Regions from separate parts of the Homo sapiens genome. Here region 2 is linked to region 1. A link is a loop called in an ENCODE intact Hi-C map of the cell type or tissue named here. Cell type or tissue: HCT116. All regions are shown on one strand. Each heading gives the region's core, and the rest is flanking DNA. Links, peaks and the distances in the headings are about the cores only.

Evidence for each region. Hi-C counts contacts between places; a loop is a spot of excess contacts. Peaks named below come from ENCODE experiments on the same cell type or tissue, not always from the same donor. Only the 100,000 strongest peaks of a DNase experiment are listed, where the experiment ranks them.
Region 2: a loop joins it to region 1, with 4 times the contacts of the local background. A loop is called at or near these places in 1 of 110 quality-filtered maps.

What each region holds. Positions count from the first base shown.
Region 1 is chr10:112,384,078-112,392,912 of GRCh38, forward strand. The region is part of intron 1 of ACSL5 (acyl-CoA synthetase long chain family member 5); the gene reads left to right. Among named protein-coding and RNA genes, the nearest start is that of ACSL5, 14 kb to the left of the region's middle. RefSeq lists silencers at 5,402-5,531, 5,552-5,601. In HCT116, for the core only: no CTCF peak of the experiment used is centred there; a DNase peak (open chromatin) is centred at 5,544; H3K4me3 peaks cover 352 bases; H3K27ac peaks cover 4,000 bases.
Region 2 is chr10:112,515,575-112,524,409 of GRCh38, forward strand. The region is part of intron 3 of VTI1A (vesicle transport through interaction with t-SNAREs 1A); the gene reads left to right. Among named protein-coding and RNA genes, the nearest start is that of VTI1A, 73 kb to the left of the region's middle. In HCT116, for the core only: no CTCF peak of the experiment used is centred there; DNase peaks (open chromatin) are centred at 1,977 and 3,757; H3K4me3 peaks cover 867 bases; H3K27ac peaks cover 3,900 bases.

The DNA.
Region 1 (8,835 bases), core at 3,210-7,209:
TGGGAGGCTGAGGCATGAGAATCGCTTGAACCCAGGAGGCAGAGGTTGCAGTGAGCCGAGATCACACCACTGCATTCCAGCCTGGGCAACAGAGCAAGACTCTGTCTCAGAAAAAAAAACAAAAAACAAAAATCTCATCCCCCTGCTGTACCCCCAGTTCTCTTTCCCTACTCTTGTTGTTTTTGTTGTTCCGTAGTCCTAAGTAACCTAGTTATTGCTCAGGCTTGTTGTCAAACTCCCCAATATAATGCAATCTCACGAGGGCAGGGTTTTCCCTGCTATATCCCCAGCACCTGGAACAATGCAACATATACAGCCAAGCCCTTCAATAGCTTTTGGCTGAATGATGGAGTAGACAAGACTTTCAAGAAATCCAGTCATGATTTCTCCTCTTCCATCTGTCTTTTTCTTGTTTTTTTGTTTTGTTTTGTTTTGTTGTTTTGTTTTTGAGACAGAGTCTTGCTCTGTTGCCCTGGCTGGAGCGCAGTAGCACAATTACAGCTCACTGCAGCCTTGACCTCCCTGGCTCAAGCGATCCTCCCACCTCAGGCTCCCAGGTAGTGGGGACTACCGGCATGCACCGCCAAGCGAGGCTAATTTTTGTATTTTTTGTAGAGACAGGTCCTCACCGTGTTCCCCAGACTCAAACTCCTGGTCTCAAACTCCTGGGCTCAAGCAATATATCCACCTCAGCCTTCCAAAGTACTGGGATTATAGGTGTGAGACACTGCACCCGACCTCCATCTCTCTTTTTCTATGAGGATTGTCTTTTCAGAAACACAAATGCGTATATAATTCATTGTAATTGAGAAGATAATGTACACACTGTCCAAATATTTTTTTCTTTCTCCCTGGCAGTACATCATGAGCTCTTTTCATATCATTACCTACAGATCGACTTTCTTTTTTAAAATACCTGCCCAGAATTCCATTGTGTGGAAGTACTGTAATTTGTTTCATTCTTCTCCTATCAAGGAAGGCTTTCCTAGGCTTTTGGATTAGAAACAATTCTACAGCTTTAAAGGTGATAAATATAATAGTTAATACATGAACCTGCGTGCCAGCCATGGTTCTAAGCACTTTATATATCCATTAACTCTTTTAATCATGGTGACAGCCTTAGAAAGGAGATGCCATTACTGCCATTTTATAGATGAGAAACCACAGAGAATTAAGTTATCTGCCCCAGGTCACAAAGAAAATGACCAAGAAGAGCTTGAGCCCAACTAGTCTGAGCCAACATTCTTAACCTGTACTTTACATGTCATTTGTGATGTAGTTTATTGATCTGATGTCTTTCTATGAGATAAGCTGATGGTAGAATTACTAGGTGAAAGGGCATACATTTTATGATGTGTAGAGGGCAATAGGGACTTCTTTAAGAGACAGCGTCAAATGTACATTTCCACAATTCACGTTGCATTTCTCACCGTTTCATCACTGGAATCTGATGCACGAGGAAAAGGCATGTCATTTAAATCTGCATTCTTAAGAACTATAAGCAAAGTTGAATGTCTTTCCCTAATTGTAAATAACTTGCTTGTTTTGCTGTGAACTTTCAGCAAGCTCTGCCCTTGCTTTATTGGGTTATATTTTGTTTTTCATTGTTGTCTGAGTTTCTTATTAAAGAAATTAACTCTTAGCCTATCTGAGGGGGTTGATACTTTTTCCTCAACGTGTCTTTGTCTCTGGTATCTTTTCTGCGGGAAAATTTTTATTTTTATATAATCAAACTTGCCAACATTTCTGTTTATAGATTTTAGGTGTTATGTCTGTCTTGAGTCTTCCCCATGCCAAATTATAAGAGAAAATCTCTCCATACTTTTTCACCCCAACCATTCTTATTGTTTTCATTGTTTTATACTTAAGTCTTTGACCTATCTTCAGCTTATTTTTGTTGTAGGAGTAAGAGAGTAGACAGCTTAATGTATTCTCTCTGAATGGCTAGCCAGTTGTCTCAGTACGTTTATTTTAAGTGAAAAAATACCTATTTTGATTTGAAATGCAATTTAGTACATGATAATAGCATCTACTGGGCATGTTTCAGGATGATTTTATTAAATAGGTTTGTCTATTCATGACCAATAGAAAACTCCTATAGCTCTTTTTTTTTTTTTTTTTTTTTTTTTTTTTTGAGGCAGAGTCTGGCTCTGTTGCCCATGCTGGAGTGCAGTGGTGCAATCTCGGCTCACTGCGATCTCCACCTCCTGGGTTCAAGCAATTCTCCTGCCTCAGCCTCCCTAGTAGCTGGGATTATAAGCGCACGCCACCATGCCAAGCTAATTTTTGTATTTTGAGTAGAGACAGGGTTTCACCATGTTGGCCAGGCTGGTCTTGAACTCCTGACCTCAAGTGACCCGCCCGCCTCGGCCTTCCAAAGTGCTGGGATTACAGGCATAAGCCACTGTGTCTGGCCAGAAAACTCCTATAGCTCTATAGTAAGTATTTAAATTTGGTAATGATTGCTGGTCTGCCACCTACCCAATTCCTGCTATTTTTCAAAATTGTTTCACTCTTTGTTAAGTTTTATTTTTTTCTGGATGTACTTTAGAATTAGCATTTTAGTTCCTAAGAAAGCCTTCATTAGGGTTGCATTAAATGTATAGATACCTTTAAGGTGACAGGAACCTTGAATATTTCAGGTATGTCTTTCCATTTTTCTAGCCTTCTTAGGTACTTCAGATCTAAACTTTTAAAATATAGGTTTTACGCATTTATTCTTATATACACTATTGTGAATAGCATCTTTTTCATGACTTCTAAATCAGTTATTTGTATAAAATATAGGAAAGCTATTAACTCTCTGCATACCAATTTTAGTAACTGGCCACCTCCAAATTATCTCAGTAATTATAAAACTGAAACATACTAGTTACCTCTTATTTCCTTAGAGGGTTTTTAGAATTTCTCCTCTCAGCTCTTTTTTTAAATTTTGTTTTGTTTTTTAATTGGGAGATATGACCACAGATTTTTATGTCAGATCTGAATGTTGACCCCTTGGATTTTGAATCATTTTAAATAGCTTGGGTAGCTGAGAATAGCTTCCCTTGGGGGACAATCTACTGGGCTTTTTCCATATGATGCTTTTCTTTGACTGAGTTTTGTGAAGCAAGATCATTGTCTCAAATCACCTCATCTGTCATATCCCTAGTAGAAGAAAACTACTTATGATACAGAAAAGCAAACTAGTTTAAGAAATGATTTTTTAAAAGCCCTTCATCCCAGGGCTCTGAGGAAATTGGGTGAAGGATCTTGCAACAGAACACACACCTGGTTCACGTTCATAGCATATAAAGGAAAAGGTTATCAGCTCTTTCCAGGTATGCTCATGATGCTAATGGTTTGTAATTTCATACTGGCCTTTTGTCATTACTTTTGGGTTTGTCTAGAAATACTGACTCTGTAGTCAAGGACTGAGAGAGAGGTTTCCTAGGTTGAGGGTGGCAGGAATGTAGGAAAAATGATTTTAGAAGCTGGGTTAGAAATGGAAATCCCAGCTCAAAAAGCAAAACTTTCATATACAGCCTCGTAAATAACACACAGTTCCCTTTGGAGTCATTATAAGTTGTAAAGACTTTTGACATAGTCTCTAGGAGAGAGTAGGTAATTCCTAGTATGGAAGAATGTGTTAACTAATTGGGTGTAAGAACTTGAGGATGCTGGTCTCCTTTTTAATTAGCTTTCTATCACCATAGGATGAGCCCATACATGCAAAAGAACACAGAAATCAATTAAATACAAATTAATGAAGGCAGATTTTTTTAAAGCTTATAATTGCAATTTATGTCTTATTATTGCACAAAAAAATAATAGTTCTCCAGGCCTAAAAGCAAAGGTAACAGAATGATTTATTTGTTCCTTTTTTTTTTTTTTTTTTTGGAGACAGAGTCTTGCTCTGTCACCCAGGCTGGAGTGCAGTGGTGTGATCTCAGCTCACTGCAACTTCCGCCTCCCAGGTTCAAGGAATTCTTGTGCCAGAGCCTCCCGAGTAGCTGGGATTACAGGCATGCGCCACCAAGCCCAGCTAACTTTTTGTATTTTTGGTAGAGATGGGGTTTCGCCATGTTGGCCAGGCTGGTCTCGAACTCCTGGCCTCAAGTGATCTGCCCTCCTTGGCCTCCCAACGTGCTGGGATTACAGGCGTGAGTCACCGCTCCTAGTCCAGTATGATTTATTTCTTGGCTGGACTTTCTACCTACTTATCCCATGTAGATAACTTCATTCCAACTCTTCTAAGCCTGGAGGAGTAGAAGGATCTTGAATAGTCCTTAATGTGTGTCAGAAATACACCCCTGTCACCAGCCACCATCCCTATCCAATACCTTACCAAAGTATTGATTAGGGAGCAATCCTCTCCAGATTGGCCTGAATGACTTCTTATGATCTAAGATTTGGGGGTTTAAGGGTGGGGTCTTTGTACTGCAGGGAAAATGAGTTAACTGAGAGTATATGGAATAAACAATTGTGACCTGGAAAACTGTTCATTTGCTCAACAACCACTTGTTGAAAGTTTTTTATGTGCCAGGCATGGTGGGGGCATCAGAGACACAGCAGTAAACAAAATTAAAATCTCTGTTCCAAAGAGAACATCAGCTCAGTTGGCACAATGAGTGATAAGGAGCTAGGACTATTTCCCAGTGAACAGTGTCATGGAGAAGAGAACAAAGTCCATGACACTGACTGGAAAGGTAAAGACAATATTCAATAAGGTGATCAGAAACAGTGAGCCTCCGAGGAAGTGACATTTGAGGTGAGGCCTGACCTATCAGCAATACACAACCATTTCAGATCTGGGGAAATGTTCCAGGCAAAGAGAAGAGCAAATACAGAGGCTTCCAGATGGGAACAGACTTCGAATAGGGTTTGAGTGGGATATATACATAGGAAAAATACAATCTTTTAAAAGATAGAGACTATCAAAAGAAAATGATTTTTAGCCAATAGGGATAGTATGAAAGATTCATAGCAATAAACATAGTTGACCAAAAATTTAAATATTAGAGTAGAAGGAGCCATTTAGGACATTTATCCAAAGAAAAGGAGACTAAATGAAGACATGCTGCCCCAAGTCCACAAAAGGAAAAAAATCCGAAGCTGAATATGGGGTGATCATAACCTAGACACCAAGAATGGTCCAGGAAGCATGCACAGAGGTGTGAAGGCAGAAGGCGTCCTTCAGCTAACTTGGGAATAAAACATGTTAGGAGCCAGGAGATGAGTGACTGTGGCTCCAGTCATCCATCCACAGGAGAGGGGAAGGCCCTGGAGTGGATCAAGGACAAGGATGGTGGACAAATGGGCATCCTGGGGTCTGAGGCCAAGGCATGTCACCATCACCACGTCAAAAAGTGGAGTAAGCCTTTTGACATGGGACATCCTGGTGTGTACTGGGGCTTGTTCAGCTATTTGTATATTACGTGAAACAGGAAATCCCAGACACAGCATGACAGAGCCCTCTTTCCTCTTTTCTTTACCACTATTGTGCTTTTCCCTACCGTAACCAGGAGTGATGTTAAAAGGAAGAGGAAATGCCAGTCACGCCCACTGCTTACAGGGGATTCTGTGGAGTGACTAAACCAGAGCTGTAGTTTGAGTCACACAGGACGTGTGACAAAAGGAGGGTGACTTTTTTCCCCCTTGTTTCTTTGAACTTACTTGGAAGTGTTAACAGATTCTAATGGTTAGAATGGTAAACAGAGCTTCCTACTCCTGTCGTGGTTTGACCCAGGAGTCTCACCTTCTCTCAGGCCCTTAGTTTCTTCCACTTAAACAGTGAGAGAGTTACATGATATGGTTGCAAATCCTCTCAGCGCTAATCTTGTAAGGTTAAAAATGTTTGAGTGTATTGGGCATTAAAAAGGAGACTATACACCAGGCACAGTGGCTCACGCCTGTAATCCCAGCACTTTGGGAGGCTGAGGTAGGAAGATCACTTGAGCCCAGCAGTTCAGAACCAGCCTGGGCAACATAGTGAGACACCATATCTAAAATAAAATTGTTAATTGTAAAAAAATAAAAATAAAAAAGAGATTATCAAGATAGTAAAAAGACAACCTACAGAATGGAAGAAAATATTGCAAATCATATCTCTGATAAGTGTTGTGTGTATATATATATATGACCTAATTTTTAAATGGGCAAAAGACTTGAGTAGACATTTCTTCAAAAAAGAAATACAAATGGCCAAGAAGCACATAAAAAAATGCTCAACATCCTTAGTCATTAGAGAAATGCAAATCAAACCCACAATGAGGTACCATTTCACACCTACTAGAATGGCTATTTAAACAGACAAAGAGAAAGTAGCAGTGTTAGGGAGAAGGGAAAGAAATTGGAACCCTCTTACATTGCTGGTTGGATATAAAATGGTGCAGCTACTGTGGAAAACACTTTGGTGGTTCCGCAAAAAGTTAAATATAAAATTCGCATTGACTCAGCAATTTCTCTCCTAGGTCTACACCCTAAAGAACTGGAAAAAGATATTCAAACAAAAACTGTATAGAAATGCTCGTAATAGCTTTGTTCACAATATCAAAAGTAGAAACAACCCAGATATTCATCAACTGGTAGATAGATAAATAGATAGATAGATAGATAGATAGATAGATAGATAGATAGATAGAGTGTAGTCTATCCATACAATGGGATAACATTGAGCCATAAAAAGAAACGAAGTACAGACATACTACCCCATCAATGAATCTTAAAAATTATACTATGTAAAAGAAGTCAGACACAAAAAGTCACATATATGGTTTCATTTATATGAAATATTTAGAATAGATAAATCCATAGCAACAGAAAGCAGCCTAATCCTTTCTCTAGAGGCTGGGCATTGAAGGGTTTGTTAATGGGTTCAGGGTTTCGTATTTTATGGTGATGAAAATGTTTTGGAACTAAATAGATGTAATGGTTGCACAACATTGTGAATGTACTAAATACTGCCCGATTGTACATTTTAAAGTGGTTAATTCTACATTATGTAAATTGTATCTCAATTTTTTTAAAAATTGAGGAAGGGCCAGGTGCAATGGCTCATGCCTGTAATCCCAGCACTTTGGGAGGCCAAGGCGGGCGGATCACCTGAGGTCAGGAGTTTGAGACCAGCCTGGCCAACATGGTGAAACCCTCGTCTCTACTAAAAATGCAAAGTTAGTTGCGCATGGTGGCAGGCACCTGCTACTCAGGAGGCTGAGACAGGAGAATCGCCTGAACCTGGGAGGCAGAGGTTGCAATCAGCCGAGATCATACCACTGCACTCCAGCTGGGCAGCAGAGCCAGACTGTGCCTCAAAAAAAAAAAAAATTGAGGAAGGAACCATGTGAAATTCTGTGCACCTCCTACTTGAGTTGGATACCTGGTCAGTGGTAGCAAACTAAGCAAGCTATTTCCATTGACAAATACAAATAAATCCTTCCTTCATTGTCTTCCTCAAATAAAATCCCTTGCCAATATAGGCAAGGTATTTTCATTCTCATGAAACTGTGGCTTTGAAATGTGTAAATATCTCCCTTGTTTGTAATGAAGTGGTCAGTCTCGTTCTGTTTGTGGGCAATATGATTGAAGTCTGTCTCAAAGGAGTAGTCAAACATTAACAGACCGTGATCCAAATTAAACTATGAAATGTGTTCTTGTTTATCCCATGCCAGACTCTTAAAAACGGTTGTTAGTTAAAATTGAGGTTTCAAAAAATGCAGTCTTCTGGATTATCTAGGGAGGGGGCAGAATTCTGACAATCTGTGACCCATAGTATTGTTACTATATGGTAACAATCACCTGAGATTGACAGCAGGTGCCCCCTTGAGACGCCATAGATTCTCTGTCCCTTTTCTCCCATATGTATTACCAGTCAGGTTATTCACTCTTCTTCCTGACCCCACCCCCATATCACCACAACTGAACAGAAATTCAACTTTTAGACTCTGATTCAAAGACATTGTTTGCAAAGTCTCCTATTAAAATATAAATGTGCCATCTGGAAGAAGAGGGCAGAAATCCTTAGTGCAACCATTTTTTTCCATAGTCGAACAGGAGGGTGTTGGTAAGGATCTCTTAATTTGTGGGTGGGATTGAGGCAGAGGGAAAAAGCCCAGATAAAATATCACCAGCTTGGGGTGGTCGTGGTGGCTCACACCTGTAATCCCAGCACTTCGGGAGGCCAAGGTGGGAGGACCACTTGAGCCCAGGAGTTTGAAACCAGCCTGGGCAGCATGGTGAGGCTGTGTCTTTACAAAAAATTAAAGAATTGGCCAGGTACGGTGGCTCACACCTGTAATCCCAGCACTTTGGGAGGCCAAGGTGGGAGGACCGCTTGAGCCCAGGAGTTTGAAACCAGCCTGGGCAGCATGGTGAGGCTGTGTCTTTACAAAAAATTAAAGAATTGGCCAGGTACGGTGGCTCACACCTGTAATCCCAGCATTTTGGGAGGCCAAGGCAGGCGGATCACGAGGTCAGGAGATCGAGACCATCCTGGCCAACATAGTGAAACCCCGTCTCTACTAAAAATACAAAAAAGTAGGCCGGCATGGTGGCAGGCACCTGTAGTCCCAGCTACTTGGGAGGCTGAGGCAGGAGAATGGCGTGAACCCGGGAGGTGGAGCTTGCAGTGAGTCGAGATTGTACCACTGCACTCCAGCCTGGGTGACAGAGCGAGATTCTGTCTCAAAAAAAAAAAAAAAAATTAAAGAATTAACTGGGTGTGGTGGCACACACCTGTAGTCCCAGTTATTCAGGAGCCTGAGGTGGGAGGTTCACTTGAGCCCACGAGGTTGAGGCTGCAGTGAGCCAGAGTTGTGCCACTGCACTCCAGCCTGGGCAACAGAGTAAGACCGTGTC
Region 2 (8,835 bases), core at 1,558-5,557, 130 kb after region 1:
TGGTCTCACTCCTCAAATTGACTGTTTTGTGGGCAGAGGCACTACCTGCATTCCTGGAGGGACCATAGATCAGAGAACAGATTCAAAATGCAACATAATGTCACCTTCATCTAGCCACTGAATTTTGACTTGGAACTTCATTAGGCAGCCTCATTCTCCTCAGATAACAATTAATTCCTTTTTGTTTGTGGCTTTTTTTTGGTATGTTTATTAGTATTAGGCATACTATGTGCTTGGTTTATATTAGACTACAGCCAGAAAAACTATACAGAATTAGTTCCAAGAACATTTTTCTTCCTATAGCACCCACATACAAGATGTGCGATCTATAGTAATTCTTATTCATTTGAAATGCAGCAATTTGTTCCTGTCACTAGAGGATAGGATTGTTGTTTTAAATTGCTGTGTTTTGTTTTTGTTGGCATGTTCCCCAATACAAATTGAGTGGCTGACAAAAATCTATTTGTATGACAGTTCAATCTAGATAAGTGCCCTCTGTTGCCTAACAGTACAATTTGGGGTCTCAGAGATAAAAGCAAACTGAATGCCAGGCTTGTAGCGGAGCTTCTTGTGCAGATAACAGAGGTAATCCATATTCCTCAGGTCCACAAATCAGACAAACAAAGAAGAAATATGCATGCACATCATCTCATTTGAAATGGTGGTCTTTTAGTTTCTACATAATAAAAAATGGCAATATCTAACTCATGAGAACAATAAAACAACAGATATGAGATATGCCTATATTTGAAATTAAAGAAAAATGTGGTATTGACTTATAAAGTTGGAGAGTGGTCTGTTGCTTACCATTTTCCCATAGTATATTGGCTTTTGTTGAATATATTTGCTTTCTATTTTAATATTTCTATCCTGAAATAAGTTATATTTTTAGACAATTATTCATTTATAGCTTTGATATTCTGTTAGAAAAGGTATCTCCTTTTCTGCCCAAAATGAGGAGCTGAGACTTTGGACCTATTGGCTTACCTCTGCCAAAAACATGTCAGTCTTTCCATCCAAATATCTCCCAAATATAATTCATATATAAAAAGAAGGATGAGAAATATATGTTAATAACAGTTATAAAGAAAGAATGGGGACTAATGCATAAGATAACAAACATACTGGAAATAGAGCCAAGGGCCCCAGTTGTAGATATTCTGAAAAATAAGGGTTTAATTCATAGGGCCTGCTGATTGATTGGATTTGTGTAATGAAGGAGAGAGTGGGATAATTTTTAGGTTTTTATCTAAGAATACCATGTGCATGGTTATACTATCCATCATTAGGGAAAACAGGAGGTGGAGCATGCGGTAGGAGAAAGATAATATTCTACTTTGTCTGTGTTAAGCCTGAGATGCCTTTATATTATTTAAGGTACTCAATAGGAATTGGATTTGTAGTGGAATATGCAGAAAACATCTTTGCCAGCTCCTAGGTGATAGTTTGAACAATAGGTATGAATGAGATCACTCAGATGAGTGAGAAGTGGGCTAAGGACGGAGACCTAGGGGAACACCAGCATTCATGGGCAGATCGTGAGAGAAGTTACAATGAAGGAGACTAAGAAGGAGAGACTGAGAAAGAGAAGCACAATTCCTCCAAGGATAGGAGGAATTCAAAGGGAGTGTGGTGCTGAATCTGTTAAGGAGAAAGTGGGCAACAGTGTCAGGTACTATCAAGAGGTCAGACCTGAAAAAGGACTCAAAAGTGGCCATTGCAGCTAAAATTGGCACAATCTGAGCAACAAAAGAAATGAAGTAGTATTGGACGATAACCCAGAATATAATAAATAGCCATGATGCCAGACTGATATAAATAGATGATTGAGTAATGATTGAATAGACAAATCTCCTATGCAATAGAATGCCAAATAATTTATGTAGATACTCCGCCCTCAAGGGGGTGGAGCCTAATTCCCAACTCCTTACCTGTGAGCTAATGCATAGTGAGTACAACATGAAAAGAGGAAAAGGGTAACGTTACAGTGAATAAACTTGATAAACACTACCTCAGCCAAGTAATCAAGGTCAGCATCAACAGTGATGAGTCATGCTGATCGTATGTAGCTTCGATATGATCTGATCAAAGTGGCACTTTACTTCTGTGATCTCCCTCCGGAAAATATATGACTCCAATCTAGTCATGAGAAAAATATCAGGCAAATCCTAATTGAGGCACATTTTACAAAATACCTGAGCACCACTCCTCAGAACTGTCAAGGTCATCAAAAACAAATAAGTCTGAGAAACTACTACAGCCTAAGAAGTCATGACTACTAAATATAATGTGGAGTCTTGGATGGGATCCTGGAATACAAAATGAACGTTAGGTAAAAGCTAAGGAAATCTGAAAAAAAGGATGACTTTAATTAATAATAATGAATAATTTATTAATTGTGACAAACTGGGTGTGGGTTATATGGGAACTCTCTGCACTGTTGTTGTAAACTTTTTATAAATCTTAAACAATCATAAAATAAAAATTTCATTTATAAAACATGGCCAATAATTTTGACAACTAGGAAGTCATTGGTGATCTTTGGAAGACCTGCAGAGTGGTAGGAAGAAATCCAGTTTATAATAAGCTGAGAAATGACTGAGACATGAATAAATGGAGTTATTGCATGTAAAATAGTCTATTAACCCATTTATGCTGGAGGTTGCAAACTTTTTTCGTGAACAATCAGACCTTTGTGATGACCTTGAGCGGTAGGATATAAATAACTCCCACAAGCTTAGCGTTCCAATAATGGAACACTGGACATAAATGGGTTAAGAAGCTTGGCTAGGAAGGGAAGCATAAAGAGAGGATGGCATTTGCTGGGGGAGAGTAATGTAGAATGAAATAACTGCCAGGTGCTGTGGCTTATACCTGTAACCCCAGCACTTTGGGAGGCAGAGATAGGAGGATTGCTTAAGCCCAAGGAGTTCAAGGCCAGCCTGGGCAGCATGGTGAGACCTCATATCTCTTTCTCTCTCTCTCTCTCTCTCTCTCTCTCTCTCTCTCTCTCTCTATATATATATATATATATATATGTGTGTGTGTGTATGTGTATATATATGTGTATATACGTGTATATATATATATATATACACACACACACACATAACTTTTTAAAATGTGTAAAGCTGGGATACACTTAAAAGTGTTGATATACCTACCATAAAGGAAAGAACCAGTAGAGGGTGAAACATTGAAGATACTCAAGAAAACATTTAATTGATGAAGCGAAACATCTGAGTAGGCAAGATTTTATTTTATTCAACTGAAAATGGAGAATCTTTCAGGAAGAATATGTTATTTATGAATGAGGTATGAAGTTTCATATTCATTATATTTTGTTTTGGGTCACCCTAGTATAGAAGTAACCGTCAAAATGTTTTCATAGAAAATTTGGACTAAATTAATTTTCTTATATTGCCTAAACATCATAGTTTTATTGGCTATATCCATAAAACATTAAAAGACATTGTATATCTCTGAATTATGAACCCTATAACCTCACTATAACACAGCATAGTCTATAATAAAGAAACTGTCGCAACATGGGTCCAAAAGTAAGTACCAGGAAAATAGGTTATAAAAATTGTTTGCCTATGAGATGGCTGATTCCAATCTAGAATTTTGAAGTAACCAGGAGTTACCAGATTTTCTGAGTAAGCAAGCAGTTCTGAACACATCTTAATAGCTGGTGCGGCTCCTCTCTGAGCCATAGGTAGGCTATTGTTGCTTTATGGTACAGCCTTTGAAGATTAATCTTGAAACTTGTCTAAATAACACCCATAGGTGTGGTTATGACTCACCCTCTGAGATCAGATGCTTTATTCTATCAAATAAAACAGTTTACCTTAAGCATTTATCACCCTCGATCTTGATTGGTGTCCAATATTCTAGCTATTGATAGCAAAGAATAAAGGTTTGTTTGTTTGTTTTTAGAGAAGGGTGACCAGAAACAAAACCTTTAGACTAATTAGCTGATGATAAGTTGATAGAACTAGGTGAATCGTTCATCCAACCATGGCTTTGGAGAATGAAGGTAGGGGGACTCCAGCCTGTTGTGGCGGTGTAATAAAGTGAAAAGAACACTGGCATTGAGGAATGGGGTTCTGTCCTTGTTCTGCCTCATCTTTCCTAGCTCCGTGGCCTTGGATAGATCATTCATCTGGCTTAGAACCCCTTGTTTTTAAATTTGCAGCCTGATCTAGATGAAACCTCATGCGATAACTTAGGGTCAGTTACGGAGAATCCTCAGGATAACTTGTTCTTGGATGTTTAGATCACTTGAAACTGTGACTATGGACAGATTTTCAATGAATGACCCCTTTTCCTTCCCAATGCTAGGCAGATGATATAGAGAAACTAGCATTATAGGAATTAATTGTATACACTTATATACTTTGTTGCAGTAGTTTATTTTAAAATACAAATGAAGCATCTATTGCAAAACATTTATTTATCAGAGTAACATTTTCCAGTGGGGTGTATAGTGTATTTATAAATCATTAACAAAGAAAATAATAAACATTTTGATATTTTGATTATTTCAAGTAGAGTCTATGGAGTTATTTTATTTTACGTATCAAAAGACTTTAAAGGATGAGATTTCCTCCACTGCATACTTACACTATTCCAGATGCTGACAACAACATCTGGGCATTCTATCATGAGCTGATTTTCTGAATGAAGTAATTTAATTGTTGATTGACAAGCTAACATGATTTAAGACACAGCCACACCGTATTCAATAGCAGTGTCAAAAGTCATAAACTGCAAGCATATGCAAGCAAGTGGGGCCATGATACTAACTTATGTTGCCTTTTGAAACATTCATGCTAAATTTAAATTACAGGCTAAAGTTTAGAAATGCTGGAAGAGGAAATGAAGAACTGCAGTTACATAATTTCTGGGATCTCTGTTTTGCAAATCATTAAATGATACAGCAGCAATATGGGCAGAGTTCCTAATATAAATAAAAGTCTGTTGTAGCATTGTAAACATAGTTATTATTCCATATGGATTGCAAATGGGTTTTTTAGTCTCTATATGTGTGTGTGTGTGTGTGTGTGTGTGTATATATATATATATATATATATATAAAACCTCATGATATGCATATAAATATTCACATATGATATTATAGCTAAATTTTAAAAAGTAATTTAGGGGAAATGTGGTATAATTTATCTTATTGTTTATAGCCAAAACATAAATATCCATTCTGAACATGGAAAATGTGTTTGAAAGTATAAGCAAAAATAATAAATGAGAGTGATTACAATAAAAAGACAAAATTTTTTAAAACTAATTTTTAATTTTTTTTCTGGTGTTGCATACTAAAGAACAATGGATTATTTTGGCAGTCTCATGGTAACCTACTTTCCAGCTCTGTTGGTAGCCTTGCAGCAGGGTATGTTAGTATTTTTTCTCTGGTGGCTTGCATATGGTCCATTGCCCATGAGTTTATGATAGACACAAAGTGTGCTTTCCCTTTATTAATGCTACAGTATTGGTGACATGTGGCATGTGCACCTTCCAGCGAATGAGCTTGACCTTTAACTCTAAACAGTCCCTTGAGCAAGAGCAAGCCATACTTAGAGGAATGACTACATAGAAGAAACAGATTGGAACTTACTTTCTCTGATAGCATTAAAGAAATGCAGTAAAATTTTTTACTATTGGAAGCCATCCAAAAATTACACCACCATAAAATAAGGAATTGGGCAAAACAGTATGGTGGAATTACAGGATCTAAATAATACAGATTTTTAAAGCCATTTTTGGTATGTATTAGCAAATGATTTTTTAAGAAGGATGCATAATTTATACTTTCAGCCATGTATGCCTACTAGTTTTATTGCATCCTTTCCAGTATTATCAACTACAATTTAGTTGAACATGCTCTGGAGGTCATCATATACAAGGTGTTAGGGTAGGTTTGCATTTGTTTATAACATTTAAATCTTCACAACAGCCCTAGGAAATAAATACTATACCATTATTTTAGAGATGAAGAAACTGATGCTCAGAAAACTTAATTTGACCAAGATCACATACTGAAATGCTCTCTCTGTTCTTTTCATTTAGTACCCTGTGCTTTTCCATCCATCCTAACAATGTTCCAGGGATCAAACATATATCTAACAGTTTTCTTTACCTTTACCTAAGCCATGTAGTATGATACATGTTTTAACCTTAAATTGCTTTTTGCTAGAAATTAATACAACATGGAGAACACTGTGATAAACAAAAATTCATAAGTTCCATTTATTTTTTTTCTGGACTGTGTAAGCTTTCTGTCCTGGATTGATGAGCCTTTTTGAGTCCTGGTGCAGGGGTGGTGTGTGGCTGAAAAGCTGAAATTGTCCATGAGAAATAGAAGTGAGGCTAAAAATGGAACACTTGGTGCCAAAGATAGATGCATTTTAGAAAATGCCATCTGGGCATTACAGAAGTATGATATTATTTAATTAGAACCAGATAAAATTAGTTAAGAAATGAGTGCCAGCAATTATATGACTAACTAATCAATATAATTTCATGGTTTTCTGTAGATATCCCAAAGTGTTAATTATAACAGGAGCAGTTAAATTCTTTGGAGCAGTTAAATTCTTTGGCTATGAAAGCATGCAATTTTTAATAGATGTATCACCTGGTAACCTTGGGCATTATTAAATATATGGAGACTGAAAGACATGTAGAAGCAATGGAAAAGTCTGGCCAGACTGGGTAATTTGTTTTAGACCTATGGAGAAATCTATTAACCAATTCTTCTATAGACCCATTTGATTAGGAAGTAGGACAAGCTGTTCTTTCATTACTTACCAAAACCATACTGCACTCTGTATCAATTATTTGGCTGTCTGCAGCACATAGATTAGAATAAAGGGCTTGCTTAGTGTTTGTGAATGTTGCGGATTGCTGATTAGTAATTAAAGTGCTGAATGAAGAAAATTAGGCCAAAATCGAATGGGAATGAGAACGTCTTAATTCTGTGATACAGATGTTAGAAACAGATTGTCTTCAGCAGCCCCATTCAATGTACTGACATTCTACGTAGCCATCGAATATTTGCATCCCATGTAAAACTCAAGTCGAATGCCTTTTGAGATGGTTTCCTCTCCTATGCCTTGTGATGTAGCTGTGTGGGTATTAATTTAGTGAAATATCCTGTCTGCCAGGTGTGGGAACTAGCTGATTTTATTGTAATACCAGATCATTACTTAATTCATATGCAACAGAATACAGCACATGGAAAGCATTATAAATCTATTTACAATGTGGCTGGTCTGATGATAACATTGTATTAAATTCCCAGGTGAGGCAATTTAAGCAATTGCTTTGCCATGTGCACGCCATGGAAATTAAATTCTCATATACGCTTTAGTAATAAACCAACTTCATTGTTATGCTTTTGCTAGTTCTGGGCTGTAGAATCCTCATTCTGGTTACGTATACTCTATTTCACATGTAGAATCATACAGGAGGCGGTACCACAGATCACAGTTTTTAATTAGTTTAAGCTAAGTTAATTCGTTTTGTTTCTAATTTAGCAGTGCCTGTCCAGGAACACATTCAGTTCAGTTGGGAAATGTCAAGGCTTGGGTCAAGTAGAAAGATTGTTTCAAGCCAAATTTCCAGACAGAACTAAGCAAGTGTATCTGTTTGAACTTGGCTTTAAGAAAATCAGCCAATCAGTATGCAAAGGACCTGTTCATATACCAAGTAAAAATCGAAAATCGCCTTGAATCCGAAATTCTCGCATTCATAACTCACTTGTGTCATCAGTTTAAAATAGCCATTGAAACTTGTGCATCTAACTTCTTAGAGGTAACAATCAGTTGTTTATTTGTCATATTTTTTTCTATAGTTCATATACGATCTGTAGATTTTCTTTCTAACCATGTAGTCTACCAAAGTATGTAAGTTAGAAGAAGTAAACTTTACACAAACACACAATTAAAAGTGAGGAGTACTCTTGTATTTAACTCTGTGTATGTTGTGTGTGTGTGGGTGGCGGGGGGAGGCAAGTATTGTCAGCTGAAGCTTTTCTACTCTTATGGTACAGACCAGAAATTGCAGTAGATTACAAACTGCATAGAGCTTCTGTCTTCTCCAGAAGCCACATATAAAGCACCAGTAGACAGTGGTAACTGACAACTAAGACTAAAAATGTTGACAATTTCTTGATTTGCCTGGTTAGCTTATGTATAGAAGTCATTAACTATTTATAAAATGCATTATGAATTGGGTTCCTTCAAACTGTAGCTGAATGTGTGACATTTCCAGCTCAAATTCTCATGTTTGCATTTGGCTAAAGTACGAATTTTATACCGTTGATAATAAAGAAAAAATATTTTAGTGAAGTTTATCAAGATACAGTAAATGCTTCAGTTTTATTAACTTTGAATCTTCCAAATTAAATTATTGTGTAGGTACTTATTAATGTAGCATGGGTTTTTTTTTAATTCCATAAAAGGTAACATAACTTATTGATGTTTTAGAGGAAAATTATCCATAAAATAAGCAGTTTGTCATTCAAAGGATTTTCCCCCTTTTTTGGTATTCAGTTAGTTTAATGATGATCTTGCAGGCTAAGTTATGGTTGGGTACAATCAGCTTACTGAAAATTTTAAGTCGTGAAAAATTATGAGAAAATACCAATGTTGGGCATCTAAATATAATTAGTTTTTTTTAATAGTCTTGATTTGTTTTGTTTGGAAAATGAAACTCACATATAAAGAGTTCAGTTTTCAGCATTGTTGTGTCGTGCTCATGAGGAACTGTTTCTGATATTTGAAATGAGTCGTCTTTTCATTCTTTAGGAAAAGTCAG